Linked DNA regions of Homo sapiens: region 1 is linked to region 2. A link is an interaction called in ENCODE POLR2A ChIA-PET data of the cell type or tissue named here. Cell type or tissue: A673. All regions are shown on one strand. Each heading gives the region's core, and the rest is flanking DNA. Links, peaks and the distances in the headings are about the cores only. Region 1 overlaps STX12 (syntaxin 12). Region 2 overlaps AHDC1 (AT-hook DNA binding motif containing 1).

Region 1 (8,054 bases), core at 1,518-5,517, 230 kb after region 2:
GAATGTTGATGAAGGACAATAACTGCCTACCTAGGATTCTAAACCCAGTGAAAATATATGTCAGAATGAGGGCTAATTAAAGACATTTTCAATCAAAAGAGAGTTTTCTGTCAGCACATCTTATTGAAGGAAATTCTAAATAATGTATTTCAGATGGAAGGAAAGTGATCTCAGATGGAAAGTCTGAAAAGCAGAAAGAAATGAAGAACAAAAAAAGTGGTAAAGATGTGAAAAGACTAGTCACAGGGAGAAGACATTGCTATATATATTTAATAGCAAAGGACTAGCATTTAGAATATATAAAGAATTCGGCCAGGCGTGGTGGCTCACACCTGTAATCCCAGCACTTTGGGAGGCCAAGGTGGGCAGATCACGAGGTCAGGAGTTCAAGACCAGCCTGGCCAACATGGTGAAACCCTGTCTCTACTAAAAATACAAAATTAGCTGGGCGTGGTAGCGCGTGCCTGTAATCCCAGCTACTCTGGAGGCTGAGGCAGGAGAATCGCTTGAACCAGGGAGACAGAGGTTGCAGTGAGCTGAGATTGTGCCCCTGTGCTCCAGCCTGGGCGACACAACAAGATTGTATCTCAAAAAACAAAAAACAAAACAAAAAAAACCCCAGAATTCCCATGAATCAATATGAAAAAGAAAGATACAACTCAATAGAACAAAAGTTGTCAAACTTTTTAATCTCAGGAACCCATTACACTCTTAAAAATCATTAAATTCTGTGGCCGGGCGCAGTGGCTCATGCCTGTAATCCCAGCACTTTGGGAGGCCGAGGCGGGTGGATCACCTGAGGTCAGGAGTTCAAGACCAGCCTGGCCAACATGGAGAAACCCTGTCTCTATTAAAAAATACAAAATTAGCCGCGCATGGTGGCGCATGCCTGTAATCCCAGCTACTTGGGAGGCTGAGGCAGGAGAATCACTTGAACCTGGGAGGTGGAGGTTGCAGTGAGCCGAGATTGCACCATTGCACTCCAGCCTGGGCAAAAAGAGTGAAATTCCGTCTCAAAAAAAAATATCATTAAGTTATCTTCTTGAATCTTAAAAAAAAAAAAAATTACTAAGGACCTGTATTAGTCTGTTCTCACTCTGCTATAAAGAACTGCCCGAAGCTGGGCGTGGTGGCTCACGCCTGTAATCCCAGCACTTTGGGAGGCTGAGGCGGGCAGATCACAGGGTCAGGAGTTCAAGACCAGCCTGGCCAACATGGTGAAACCCCATCGCTACTAAAAATATAAAAAATTAGCCGGGCATGGTGGCAGGTGCCTATAATCCCAGCTACTCAGGACGCTGAGGCAGGAGACTCGCTTCAACCCGGGAGGCGGAGATTGCCATGAGCTGAGACCGCACCGCTGCACTCCAGCCTGGGCAACAGAGTGAGACTCCATCTCAAAAAAAAAAAAAGGAAGAAAGAACTGCCAGAGACTGGGTAATTTACTTTAATTTATATTGAAGTATTTAATTTATATAGGAAAGGGGTTTTGTTGACTCACATTTCCACATGTCTGGGAGGCCTCAGGAAACTTACAGTCATGGTAGAAGACACCTCTTCACAGGACCGCAGGAGAGAGAATGAGTGCGGAGAGAAGGGGAAAGCCCCTTATAAAACCATCAGATGTTGTGAGAACTCAGTCACTATCACGAGAACAACAAGGGGAAAACTGTCCCCATGCTTCAGTTTTGTCCATCTGGTCTCGCCCTTGACACGTGGGGATTATTACAATTCAAGGTGAGATTTGGGTGGGGACACAGAGCCAAACCATATCAGACCCCAAAGAAGTTTTGTTTATATGAGTCATATCTATTGATGTATACTGTATTAGAAATTAAAACTGAGAAAAATTTTAGATGTTTGTTTATTCATTTACAAATAATACACTTATTACATATTAACATGAATATAAATTAGATTTTTTATGCACATGGGGAAAGAAGGAATTAAATTAGATTTTTCATTTTAAAAAATTGTGTTTCCAAGAAAAAAAATTAGTGGGCAGAGTAGCATTATTTTCATTTTTGCAAATTTTTTTTATTTTAATGTCTGGCTTACCAGAAGGCAGCTAGATTTTCATAGCTGCTTTTGTTTTTTAACCTCCATACTAAAGATGTAAATGATTTATATAACACCATTACAGTATTAGAATATTCTGAATTTGACTATTTACTTACTTTTACCAGTGAATGTTATACTTTCATATGTTTTCATGTTACTAATTATTATGCTTTTCATTCAGCTTGAAGAACTCCCTTTAGCACTTCTTGTGAGGCAGGTGTAGTGGTGATGAACTCTCTCAGCTTTTTTCGTCTAGGATTATATCTGCTTCTGTATTCAGTCTATTATGATAGATTGTTCTGGTTGAAGTATCTGAAGAAAATCCAAGCTAGCAGAAATATACAATTGGAAAAGGAATATTTTTATAACCTTGTTGATACTCTTCTTTGATACTACATCAAAACTTGACAAAAGTTAGTTGCATTGTACAATCTAAAACCATTATAATGACTTCATACTCTGTTACATTAACATCTGTTGGTCTATATTATACTTTGATTGGATCTTTTATCCATGCATGATTTTTATAGCATCATGTATTTATCATTTGGATAGTATTGGTTCCCTGAGTTATGCAGCTCTTCCAAATGTCGATACATTTCATTTTACAATATAAAAAAATACATATTTCCATCAGTTTCACCAGAAAAGTATTTAAATATTGGGAAACTCTTACAATGGTAGATACAAGTCTTCCGAAATTTTATTTTTATTTTTACTTGAAAGCTACATTTTTGTCATTGGCAACAAACACCCTCTGTTGTTTTCCTTGAAGTGACAGGCTCATACTTCTTTTCAACAAGTTGTCTGCCAAATACCCATCTGAAAAGTTTATATGTATACGTTTATGAAAGTTTTAAAGCTTTTAAATAAGTTTTTAGTAAGTTCTTATAAAACTATATTGAATAAGTAAAAATGGTATTCCCTAAAAAAAGTGGCTAGTTCAGCCTGCAGTTCCATTACACAAGTGCTTTTCCTAGAGACAGACATTGTATTTCTTTATGCAGCAGAAGTACTTTATGTGCACTTCCCATTTCACAATACAGAATAGTAGAAAGATATGTATTGAGGGGTCAAGGTTTAATTAATAATTTGTATGGCTTCAAGAATACATTGGCTTTTAAAATACGGTGAGTGTGTGGTGATGAAGAATACAATAATACTAGTGCAATTCGGTGCCACTGCCTTCAGCCATTTTATCTATCTGTATTAGTCCATTTTCACACTGCTATAAAGATACTACCTGAGACTGGATACTTTATAAATAAAAGAGGTTTAATTGACTCACAGTTCTGCGTGGCTGGATAGGCCTCAGGAAACTTACAACCATGGTAGAAAGCTAAGGGGAGGCAAGGCATGTCTTACATGGTGGCAGGAGAAAGAGAAAGAGAGTGCAGGGGAAATACCAGACACTTACCAAACAACCGGATCTCATGAGAACTCCCTCACTAACACGTGAACACTAACACCCCCATGATCCAATCACTTCCCACCAGGTCCCTCCCTTCGCACGTTGGGATTACAATTCGAGACGAGATTTGAGTGGGGACATAGAGCCAAACCATATCACTACCATTGCCTTTTTTTAATTTTTAATTTTTGTGGGCACATGGTAGGTGTATATATTTATGAGGTACATGAGATACTTTCATATAGTCATGTAATGTGTAATAATTACACCATGGTAAATGGGGTGTCTATCCCCTCAAGCATTTATCCTTTATGTTACAGACAATTCAATTATACTCTTTTAGTTATTTTTGAATATATAATTAAATTATTATTGACGATAGTCACCCATTTGTGCTATCAAATACTAGGTCCTATTCATTCTTCCTATTTTTTGTGCCCATTAACCATCCCCACTTCCCCGCCACCAGTCCCCCACCATTGCTTTTGCTCCGTCCTGTTGATATTTACACTCATGGAGCAAATAAACACGTTAGTATTATTTTGAGTAATGGTCAAACAAATGAAAAGGTACTCAGCTTCTTTAGTAATGGTGAAATTACAGATTAAAATAACAATGAAATACTATTTCATGCCCACCAGGAGGGCAGAAGTTTAAAATTCTGTGAACACTGGGAGTTGTCATTATGGATATGATGCAACAGGAACTTTTTTATCTGGCCGGTGGTATAAGTTAGAACAACTACTTTGGAAAACATTTTGGCTGTATCTTCAGAACACATGCAGACCTTGTGATCCAGCAATTCTACCCTAGAGAAACCTGTATGTGTTATACCAGGATGTATGTACAAGAATGTGCATAGCAGCATTGTTTGTAGTAGTCAAAAATTGGAAACATCCAGATGTCTGTCAACTGTAGAATGGATAAATTGTGTTATGTTCATATACTATAATATCATACAGCAAAGAAAATGATTGAACCACAGTTACATTCAGTATCAGAGATGGATCTGGCATAATCTGGAATGATTCAAAAAAAGCACTAAAGAATATAAACAGTATAATTCCATTTATGTAAAGTTCAAAAACAGGCAAAATGATATTGAATAAGAATATAGCTCACTATTCTTAAAATGCAAGAAAATGATTTTCACAAAGTCAAGATAATAGATACTTTAAAAGGGAGGGATGGAGTTGTGATTGGAGAAGGGCACATGAGTAGGCTTTTAGGACTCTGGCAATGTTATTTCTTGATCTGGGGAAAAAGATAAAGTAAAAAGAAAAAAACAAACCAAAAACCCACAGTGTTCCTCTGAGTGGATAGAAATTTGAAATTCTTTTCATTTTGCTTGTCCTGTATTGCTATTATAAAAAGGGTAAGCTTTTTAAAAATGAAAATACATTGATTTTTACCATTTTTGCTTTGTTTTTTATTTATTTATTTATTTATTTATTTATTTATTTATTTATTTATTCTGAGAGGGAGTCTCACTCTGTCACTCAGGCTGTAGTGCAGTGGCACGATCTTGGCTCACTGCAACCTCTGCCTTCTAGGTTCAAGCAATTCTCCTGCCTTAGCCTCTCGAGTAGCTGGGATTACAGGCACCCACCACCATGCCTGGCTAATTTTTGTATTTTAGTAGAGACGGGGTTTCACCATGTTGGCCAGGCTGGTCACAAACTCCTGACCTCAAAGTGATCTGCCCACCTCGGCCTCTCAAAGTGCTGGGATTGGGATTACAGGCATGAGCCACCGCACCCAGCCTGTTTTTAAATTATAAAAGTAATACATCCATTAGACTGATTTTTTAATAATAATGATATTTATTCTTACAGCTTGATTATAAAGCATACTTTTTCCTCATCAAACAGTAACACCTGAAAGATTCGATTGCTAGTCTTTCACCAAATGCCAAAAATCCTGGTGAATTCTCTTTTAAAGTAGCACTATATGCTTGCCTAACTTTCTTAATTCAATAGTATTAGATAAATTACCATTGGAAAGACTATTTTTCAAAAACGTTATTATATGCCAAAGAGGAGACTATGATAAATCAGAGTTATTGTAAGAATTAAACAAAATAATATACAGAATAATAGTTCCCAATAAGTTCTGTTAAATCAAAATCTGCCACGATTTGAAGCAGCCTTCTTGAAAATAAAGGTTAGTGGGCTGGGCGCTGTGGCTCACGCCTGTAATCCCAACACTTTGGGAGGCCGAGGCAGGCGGATCACGAGGTCAGGAGTTTGAGAGCAGCCTGGCCAATATGGTGAAACCCCGTCTCTACTAAAAATACAAAAATTAGCTGGGCGTGGTGGCGTGCACCTGTAGTCCCAGCTACTCAGGAGGCTGAGGCAGAAGAATCGCTTGAACCTGGGAGGCAGAGGTGGTAGTGCAGCCGAGATCGTGCCACTCGATCCAGCCTCGGGACCAGAGTAAGATTCCATCTCAAAAAAAAAAAAAGAAAAGAAAAGAAAGGTTAGTTTATGTGTGTTTATGCCAAATCCCATCTCTCCAGAGTTTAATATATATTGATAATAGATTGATTAGCAACGTTCTCAAAGATCTCATATACTCTTTTTTTTTTTTTTTTTTGAGATGGAGTCTTGCTCTGTTGTCCAGGCTGGAGTGCAGTGGCGCAATCTCAGCTTACTGCAGCCTCCGCCTCCCTGATTCAATTCTCCTACCTTAGCCTCCTGAGTAGCTGGGACTACAGGTGCCCGCCACCACGTCCAGCTAATTTTTTTTGTATTTTTAGTAGAGACGGGGTTTCACCATATTGGCCAGGCTGGTCTTGAACTCCTGACCTTGTGATCTGCCCACCTCAGCCTCCCAAAGTGCTGGGATTACAGGCGTGAGCCACTGCGCCCGGCCAGATCTCATATACTTTTGACCACACATCAGTAAAAATCAAAAAAACCTTAGGAGAAAAAAAGGTAACACCATTTACATTAGACTGATTTTTGAAGTGAATCTGCTTTAGTGCCTACTGTGCTATGTCCATTTAAAAAATTTTTACATGTTCTGAAATTTTGTATTCTTGCAAGTTTATCTACCTCCCCCTAAATTTTAAAATATTTTATTGTTGTTATTTTTATTTTTAGCCCTTTCTCCTACGCATATTATTCTCCACCCTGTTCAGTATGGTTTCTGTTCAGGACTCAAACTGGAATGCAGATTTTCTTCAACCACTTTACACCCACTTCTTAGTTGAGACAGATTGCCAGAGTCCTATGTAATCTTACAGATTCTGTGGGTGTCAAAGGATGTTGCTTCTTTATACTGTGCTAAGGAAGCCCTTGTTTTGTGTGTCTGTGATGTGTTTCTGGATGACAGCAGCAATAATACCATCTACTTTCTAGGCAGAAGAGAGGCAAAGAGAGGAGCAGCTGGTCTCATTTGACAGGTAATAGAATTATTCATACAACCTGCTGGATAGTTGAGATGGGAATCTATCTCGTTATATTTTAATTTTAAAAATCAATGAAAAAATAGAGGGCAAAAATAAGGGGGCACCTGGAGTGGATAACATAATCCACAGAATAAAATTAAAAAGGCAAAACCATGGGCTTTTCCAAGCTCTTTGAGTTATTGGAAGGAGTAATTTCAAGGTGAATAAAAACTTCCAAGAAACCATTGATGTCTATGTGTTAAGCAGAGAGCTTGACTCCCTAGGAATAAGTATGAACCTACATGTCTACAGATTAGGAAGTCTAAGTCATCTTACCTCTAATGCAGATTTAAACCCATCAGAGTTCTTGGGTCTCTACTCATTTATAAAATGGAAGCAACTCATCCTTCTAGGAGTATTAAGAGGGAAACCAGACAATTTGTATCTGAATGATGTTCTTAACTTCTCCAAACTAATCACATGGAAGTGTATTTGTGGTATTAGTTCAGAACTTGATATGTTTTAGCATAGATACACATCCATCCCTCCCCACTACACTATGAGCACCTCAAAGGCTTGGGGACTCTGTCTTACTTAGTTTTGTATCTCTAGCACGAAGAGGACGTTATTTAAACATTGTAGGGGTGAAGTATGATTTATGATACTGATGGGAAAACACATAATAATGGAAAATTTCAAAGTGTTTTATATCTAGTATAATAAGTAATATGTTTTCCTTTTAAATGCTTGAAAATAAAGAGGCGTTGGGGCATGGTGGCTCAAGCCTGTAATCCCAGCACTTTGGGAGGCCGAGGCGGGTGGATCACCTGAGGTCAGGAGTTCGAGACCAGCCTGGCCAACATGGTGAAACCCCATCTCTACTAAAATACAAAAATGAGCTGAGTGTAGAGGCAGGTGCCTATAATCCCCACTACTCTCGAGGCTGAGGCAGGAGAATCTCTTGAACCCGGGGGGCGGAGTGAAGTAAGCGCCACTTCACTCCGGCCTGGATGAAAGAGCGAAACTCCGTCTCAAAAAAAAAAAAAAAAGCCAGGCATGGTGGCTCAAGCCTGTAATCACAGCACTTTGGCAGGTTGAGGCAGGAGGATAGCTTAAAGCCAGGAGTTTGAGACCAGCCTGGGCAACAAAGCAAGACCCCCATTTCTAAAAAGAATTTTTTAAAAAGTGTTA
Region 2 (8,054 bases), core at 2,637-6,636:
CTAGTCCAACAGGAGAAATACAACCCTGCCCTGGGGAGTCTGATGGGGGAGACCAGGCACAGAGGCAGGCTGGGACAAAGAGCCTGGAGCGGAGCAGAACCCTGAGCTGCAGCAGGAGGAGGAAGAAGCCAGGGCAGGAGCAGAACAAGTCAGGTGGGGTCAGACCGGACAGGCTTCCTGGAGGCCCCCTCGGCCCACAGCCCTCCCCCCAGGCTCTGGAATCTCGGGGGTCAGGGCTGAGGGACAGCCCCACCCCCTGCTCCCCTCAGGCTCAGGAATTCCACCAGCCAAGGAGGGGGGGGTGGCTGCTTCGGCCTCAGTCCAAGTTGGCTCCCACTGGACCGGGAACAGCAGCTCCTCCTCGGCCCCCTACTTCACCCAAGCCCTGGGGCTGGCCCCCAGCCCCCTCCCCTCCCCCTCCCAGGCTGGCATGGTGTGTGCCAGGCGCTGGCAGAAAACAAACCCGCCGGGGTGGGTTTGCAGGGAGCGGGGTAACCTTGACACAGTTGCGGCAGTCGCTAATGGCAGACACACACTCCGCCTGTTCTGGGGGGACTGTTGCCGTTGCTAGGAAACCAGCAGCCGCGTGAATGGAAATGGGTCAGTAAACCTGGGGAGAGATAGTGTGACACTCGAACCACTGCAGCTGCTCCAGCCCACACCGAAATCCCTCCTCTTCAATATTTATCACTCCCACCTGGGCCCTCAGCTCCTGCCAGACCCTGCACCAGCCTGGCCTTCAGCCCCCCAACTCAAGGCCTGACAGGGGTGGGGGAGAAAAGAAATGGAGGGGGTTGCTTATCCATTTTGGGGGGTGGTCCAGACGGGGTGGAATTGGTTCTGGAGGAGATTGAACAGGAAACAGAGTCTAATCCCGTGGTGGGGAAGGGGTTAAAAGGTCAATTCACGCCTGTTCCTGACTTAGGCACCGTGGTAAAATTACTGAGAGTGAGGGGGCTTGAGGCTGCCTGCCTGCTTACCTGTGGAGGGACTGATTAAGACAGGAGACCTCCCTCCAGGTGTCCTGGGGCCCCCCTCTGTACAAAGATAGAAGGGAAGAGGCACCCAAAACATGGCCAGGATTCACTCACAGCCTGAAAACACCACCGGATGGTCCCAGTACAACCTGACATCTGATAGCAGCCCAAACGGCCAGGAGCTGCCTACTGCCTTACAACACTGTTCTGGACAGCTACACGTCCGTACCCTAGCCAGCCACACATGCACTGTTCAGAGGCCCTGACAACACCCCTACAGATACCCCCACAACAGTACATGACAACTCCAATTCCAAACAGTGCCACTCAGCTCAACATCCATAAACAACTGACAAACCCAGGTGCAGGCAAAACCACGCAGTGTGGGACTGTGCTGACTCCAGCCGCTTCCCCAGGAGGCTGGAGCCTCTCTGAGGAGCCTGTCCTGACCCAAAGCCCGGCTCTCTGCTTCATGGATGTTTCTTCCTCCCTCCCACTGCCAGCCTCCTTGTCCTGCACACACCTCAACACACCGCCCCTGCGATCGCTCTTCTGGAGACACCAACCCATGAGCTAGCTGTCTTGTGCGCCATGCCCCAATTCCCTGGAGGCCGACTGGTCACTGACACACACATTCCCTTCCCCTAGAAGCACACAGTCTCACAGCCCCGCCTGACACAAGCTCTTATTCCTATGCACAGGCCTCTCCACAGACAACAGAGACCTAGGGAAGCAGCGGTGCCACTGGCTTGGGTGATAAGCCCCCTCCATCCACCACAACCTCCACCAGTATCCCTGAAGGGTGTGTCTCAGGAAGGGAGGCACTCCAGCCTTCTGGGGGTGGGGTGGGGATACCTTGACAGGAATCTCCGAGCTGACTTGGTTCTCTGTGTGCGCCTATCTCCTAGGACACATCAGTCAACACAGGCTTGGAGCCTGTCAGAGCTAGAAGGTGCCTTAGGGAGCCACTAATCCAACCTCCTTCGCTATGCAGGAGGAAGGAAACCAAGGCCCAGAGAGGGGAAGCAGCCTGCCTAACGTCACACAGCCGAACTCCTGGTTGCCCTTTTCTTTCATAGTTCCCCAGTGGGAGCCCTCTATGTGTGGTAAAGACACTGGGGAGTAGGGTACAGTTAGCCCAGAAAGGCTTTTCTGAGGCAGAGGGAGGTGGAACCGACTAGTTGGGAGGGGAATCTGTAGTCCTAGAGAGTTTATGAGAACTGCCCAACAGTGCATCCAAAGACATGAGCACCTCGCAGCCCTGGAATCTGGGCCACATAAATTTGGTGGGATCCAGGCTTTGCCAAAAAGAGCTGGTGGATGCTCATTCCTGCTCCACTTCCTATCCCAGCGCCCCAGAGAGCTGTCTCCCCAAACCAAAGGCAAGGGAAGGTTACAAAGTTCCCTATACCTGGCCTTGAATGCAAGTTCCCTCTGTGGTCCAGGGCATCCCTGCCTTTTATTATTTACGTAGATCTCTGCCAGGAAGCCTCTGCGATGCATGAGTAAAGAGGTGTTCTGCCAGGTAGTTTTTATTTCAACTCCATTTTGCAGAAAAGCAAACTGAGGCTCACAAGAGGTAGGGTAATTTGCTCAAGTTCACACAGACAACAAATGGGGCCTTGAGCTCCTTCCAGTACACCAGGGTCTTTCCCAGTGGACATGGAAGGCCAATCAAACAGGAAACAGGGAGAACTGGGGATAGGAGAGGTTGGGAGTTGACACAGGCCCAGGCCCAACATCCTGGGCTAAGGAGGAACCCCGAGGCATCTGAATTTGAATCTGGGTATCTGGCAGTGATGGAGTGAAAGGTCAGCAAGGAGATGAGAGGAAGAGGAAAGCAGAATTCCACCAGCCTCACAGCCTGCCTGGACCATCCCCTGGGGAGCCAGCCTGGAGCTCTCTGCCAGCCCCCGCCCCACCCCCAGTGGAAGGCAAAAGGAGCACTGTGAGGAGACTAGTGTGACAGAGACCTTGGGAAGTGAAATCTCACAGGCTTGGTGCAGGGGAAGGGAATTCAAATGTTTTGGGGGCTACCTCTATTCCTCAGGATGGGGCTGGATGTCACACGGGTGCCCTTCATTTCCCACCCTTACTATGTGCAGATGCTATGCTAACTGATTGAAATGTTGTGTAACTTTGAGCCCCACCACAAGGCCATGGCCTATCTAGTGTTATCTAGTTTTTCACGTGAGGAAAGGGAAACTCAGGAGTAAAAGGACTTGTTCAAGGTCACACAGCCAGCGAGTGGCAACTGTGGCATAGGTGAAGCGTGCCTATCCCGACTGCTTTTGTTTACCATGGTGAGAGTATGCTAGGTGGGGGCAGGAAACAGAACTGAACAAGGGCCACTGGCAGGGGGAGAAGGGTCCACCATCAGATGGGGAAGATGCCTGCTGAGTTGCCAAAAGGTTCATCAGTTTACAGAGCACCAAATGGTGCTGGAAGGGAACAAAGTTGTGGGAAAGCGTCCCTTCCCCTGCCCAACAAAGGGCAGGGTAGACCTCTTTCCTTCCCCAAGCCATAGTGCCAAGAGTGAGCCCTGAGAGGTCACATACCTACTCCTGGATTCTCAGGGCTCTTGTAAAATGAAGCCCCTCCCATCCCGGGGCCCTTCTCTGGACTCTGGGGCCTGCAAGGTGCAGAAATGCTCTCAAAGAAAGCTACTGTCGCCGTCGGGAAAATTATCCAGGATTTTCCCAGCACATCTGCCCCCACATCGGCTCCGCAGTTGGGAGGCGGGGCGGGGGTGCTGCATGCTGGGAGAAGACTGCCTTGCCTCCCTCCTAGCAGCCCTCAGATTCCTCTGGCTGGAGCAAGAAGCTCCAGTCCGCAGGCCCAGCACTTCTCAGGGCCCGAAGAGCCCGCCTCCGAGTTTTCCCGCCGCCGCCGCCGCCTCTGGGGCTACCTGGCAGGCTAAGCTGCCCACTGATCCCTGCCACCTCCGCCCCCCTCCCAGATGAGGCCACAGAGTTTCTGGCTCCTGGAGGAGGTGACGGGCGGAGAGGGAAACCAGGCGGCTGGGGGAGGGGCGTTGCCTGCACCTGGCCCTTCTCCGCCGCGCAAGCCGGGAGGGGCGGGACTGGACCCCCGCCAGACCCGAAAAGAGAGGCCGAGGAGGCGAGGGGTGCTCTCTCCACTCCCGCAGTCTGGGGCCGGGCGGCGAGGTCTCCCCCCACCACCCTCGCCGCGGAGGCGCCCCCTAGGGTCGGGCGCCAGGCGCCCCTGCCCGAGCTGCGCGCTTAGCTCGCTCCCCCGGCCGGCCGCGCTCTCCAGCTGCAGGAAATTCCAGAAGCTCTCCATCATCCCCGCGCAGCGCGCAGCCCGGGCTGCCAAGGCTCCCCGAAGGAGAGCCACATGCCGGCCGGCCGCGCGGCCCGCCCTCGGCCCCCACCCGGTCCAACCCGGCCGGGTAGCCACGTCTGGCCGGGCGGGGGCCAAGCCGGCCGCCCCTTCCCGCGCCCCGGGCCCGGCGGAATGCGTGGCAGCCCCGACCGGGGGCTATTTTGAGCGGGAGGGGAGCGGCCCGGCCTCGGTGTTTTCGGCTTTTTCCTGGCCCCCGGCCCGCCAGGCCGGGCCCTCTGCTGCCCGCTGAATGGGAGGGGGGGCGGGGTCACGTGGCGGGGGGAGGGGAGGGCCGTCGCGATCCGGGTCGGGCTCGGGCTCTGCCCCGGCCCGGGGACTGGAGGCGCCCGGCAGCGGTCCGGACCTGCGCTCTCGGACGCGGCTGAGTGGCGGGGTTATTAATAGCGTGCCTGGCTCGGGCAGTGGCTCCAGGGCGCCCGCTACCTGCACGCCCCTCCTGCAGAGAGCACTGGCGGCCCGGCGCTCCCTCCGCAGCGGCGGACTGAGGCCTAACTGGATAGCGCCACCGTGAACCGGCGGCCAATCACAGGCCTCGATTTCCTTACCTGTAAATTGGGGTTGAGCTACCCGGCTTTATAGGGTAGGTGCCATATAAAGGTTTTGTTTGCTGTGTGCCTCTCCTTGGGCAAAACGCTGTCACAATTGGGGGCCTCCGTTTTCCTTATTAAAACGAAGGGGTCTGAAAAGGCCCTCTGCAGGGAAAGCGTCCGGACATCTGAACAATGCGTTTTCACTGACCACCTATTTGTGCCTAGCGACTACCCAATGGTCACTGCTAACACAGGGCACCTGCCCTGCATTATTAGCATGCGCTAACTCAATTATAAGGCCTCCATAAAGTAGGTAATATTATCCCCTTTTTGTTAATGAGAAAGCTGAAGTTCACGAAGGTTAAGTGACCCACCAAAGGTCACACAATGTCAGAGCCTAAAGTCAGAAAAACTCTGGTTCCAGAACCCGTTAACCACTGAACACAGTGTTCACCCTGACACAGGCAGGACAAGCATTGCTGCTTCCCTCCTCCCTTTCAGGCAGTCCCTGGGGACCCCTTCTGCTCTGGTCCCAGTTCCAGGCATGAGGGGCTGTTCTCAACAGCTCCACTGGGGCCATTCCCACCTCCATCTACCCGTAGGGACATGGGGGGATCACACCAGTGTCACCCTTACAACAGTGGAGGCTGCTTTTGGGCATGTGGTGACCCGTGACCCTGGCCCTGTCTAGGCACTGGCCATCCTGAGTCTAGCACCTCACACACACACATATATACAGTGCATCCCAGTGCTCACCGCCTGCCCACACCCCCCAACGCCAGCACCCACCGTCATGACATGAACACAGAGACCAGTACCCTACCTTGCACTGGTGACAGCGCCCCTGTCACAAAGCCAGCAGCTTCAGACAGCATCCCTCAACATTCTTCCTGGCTACTCTGTCCCTGTCCCTCACTCCCTCTCCAGTAGCTCACAGTCCAAATCCCACAACGGATGGGGAAGCTTAGGCCCAAGAGGAAGGGATGGGAGGACACAGTCATCCCTCCTGAGACCCGGGGATAGGATCATAAATGAGGAAAGAAAATTGCCTTTGGCCAGTGAATGACAGACGTGGGCATCCAATACAAATCATTCAGCTCCTGGTCGGTTGCCCCACTGCAGCCCTCTGAATCTGTTCAGCTCCTGCCGTGCGGCAGCTAGAGGGGCCCCCAGGACAGGATTCTAGAAATGGGCACCAAGCTGGGACCAGAGTCCTAAGGACCACTCTCTGCTCCCAAGTGTCAGTCCCAGACTATGGGCCCCTAGGTTTCACTAATCCATCAAATTCTAGACTCAGCCTAGCCTCAGAGCCATGGGGGCAGGGGCATCTGGGGGTGAGGGGAGATGGCATACAGGGGGAACAGCCTAGGACAGGGCTTGGAGCTGCTTCCTGCTCCCCCCACTCCCAAGCAAGGAAGCACAAAGACTGGCAGGCCCCCCACTCCGCCCCGGAAACCTGGCAGTTTATTTCTGTCTCTGGGCCCCCTGTTTCCACAGAGTCAGTCCAGGAAGGCTGGCAGCAGCTGGCTCGGAGGGGTGGAGCTCCTGCTCTCTCAAGGGTCCAGCTGCCACCCTGCTCCCCTCCCCCTGACCTGCCAGGCCAGACAAGACTGAGGTGACACTGGGATAAGGGACAGGAACTGGGGGCCAGTGCTCAGAGGTGATACTGAATACCCTGAGAGGCCAGAGCCCCAACAGAGATTCCACCTGAGGCCAGGGAGTTAAGACTCCAGGGGAGGGAACCCCTGACTCCCCAGCCCACAGCCCAGATGTTCTCCCAGGCAGTCAGACTACACCCAGTTCAAGTCTGCTAAGGGTGTAACCTCTGGCGAGTACAACCCTACTTGTTCCAGATTATTCTGGCTCATAACTCCTCTGGACCCTGGTCCCAAAGAAAAGCCTGTTTCTAAATCTGTGCTGTCCAACATGGTAGCCACTAGCCACATGTGAGTGTGGCTAGTCAGAACTGGAATGTGCTGTAAGTACAAAATATACACCAGATTCTGAAGTCTTAATGTATTTTTTAAATATAAAATACCTCATTAATAATTTTTATAAGGCTTATACATTAAAATGCTAGTACTTTGGATATATTGGGTTATATAAGATAAATTGTTGGGCCAGGCACAGTGGCTCATGCCTGTAATCCCACACTTTGGGAGGCCGAGGTGGGTGGATCACCTGAGGTCAGGAGTTCGAGACCAGCCTGGCCAACACGGTGACACCCCATCTCTACAAAAAATACAAAAATTAGCTGGGTGTGGTGGTGGGCACCTGTAATCCCAGCTACTTGGGGGGCTGAGGCAGGAGAATCGCTTCAACTCGGGAGGTGGAGGTTGCAGTGAGCTGAGATTGTGCCACTGCACTCCAGTGAGGGCAACAGAGCAAGACTCCCTCTCAAAAAAAAAAAGAAAGATAAATTGTTAAAATTAATTCCACTTACTTCCTTTTATGTCTTTTTACTTTGTTTAATGTGGCTACTTGAAAATTTTAAATTACATATGTGGCTTCTCTTTTTTTTTTTTGACACGGAGTCTTACACTGTCGCACAGGCTGGAGTGAAATGGCGCTATCTCGGCTCACTGCAACCTCCACCTCCCAGGTTCAAGAGATTCTCCTGCCTCAGACTCCCGAGTAGCTGGGATTATAGGTGCCTGCCACCATGCCCAGCTAATTTTTTGTATTTTTAGTAGAGACGGGGTTTTACTATGTTGGCCAGGCTGGTCTTGAACTCCTGACCTTGTGATTCACCTGCCTCGGCCTCCCAAAGTGCTGGGATTACAGGCGTGAGCCACCACACCCGGACACATATATGGCTTCTATTATGTGTCTACTGGATAGTCCTGTTCTAAATCTTTTTTTTTTTTTTTTTTAAGACAGTGTCTGGCTTTGTCACTCAGGCTAGAGTGCAGCGGTATAATCACAGCTCACTGCAGCCTCAATCTTCTGGGCTCAATCTTCCCACCTCAGCCTCTTGCATAGCTGGGACTACATGCTACCATGCCCAACTAACTTTTTAACGTTTTTGTAGAGACAGGGCCTCACTACGTTGCCCAGGCTGGTGTTCTAGGTCTTGTGGGTTCTGGCTTTGGACTAAAGCTTTGCCTTCTCTGGATCCGTATCTGTGTGACTTTAGCTCACTCACTTTCTCATATCTAGACCACAGCCTTATGTGTTAGTC

What was found. Peaks named below come from ENCODE experiments on the same cell type or tissue, not always from the same donor. Only the 100,000 strongest peaks of a DNase experiment are listed, where the experiment ranks them.
Region 1: POLR2A ChIA-PET joins it to region 2 with 5 read pairs; 2 of 35 experiments call an interaction of 5 or more read pairs at or near these places.

Annotation. Positions count from the first base shown.
Region 1 is chr1:27,803,412-27,811,465 of GRCh38, forward strand. STX12 (syntaxin 12) reads left to right here. Exons shown (of 9, transcript NM_177424.3): 5 at 6,835-6,878. Among named protein-coding and RNA genes, the nearest start is that of PPP1R8, 23 kb to the right of the region's middle. RefSeq lists an enhancer at 3,780-4,303. In A673, for the core only: no CTCF peak of the experiment used is centred there; no DNase peak of the experiment used is centred there; H3K27ac peaks cover 422 bases.
Region 2 is chr1:27,571,317-27,579,370 of GRCh38, forward strand. The region is part of intron 3 of AHDC1 (AT-hook DNA binding motif containing 1); the gene reads right to left. Among named protein-coding and RNA genes, the nearest start is that of AHDC1, 29 kb to the right of the region's middle. RefSeq lists a silencer at 4,597-4,736. In A673, for the core only: a CTCF peak has its summit at 4,181 (motif pointing left); a DNase peak (open chromatin) is centred at 4,255; H3K27ac peaks cover 1,763 bases.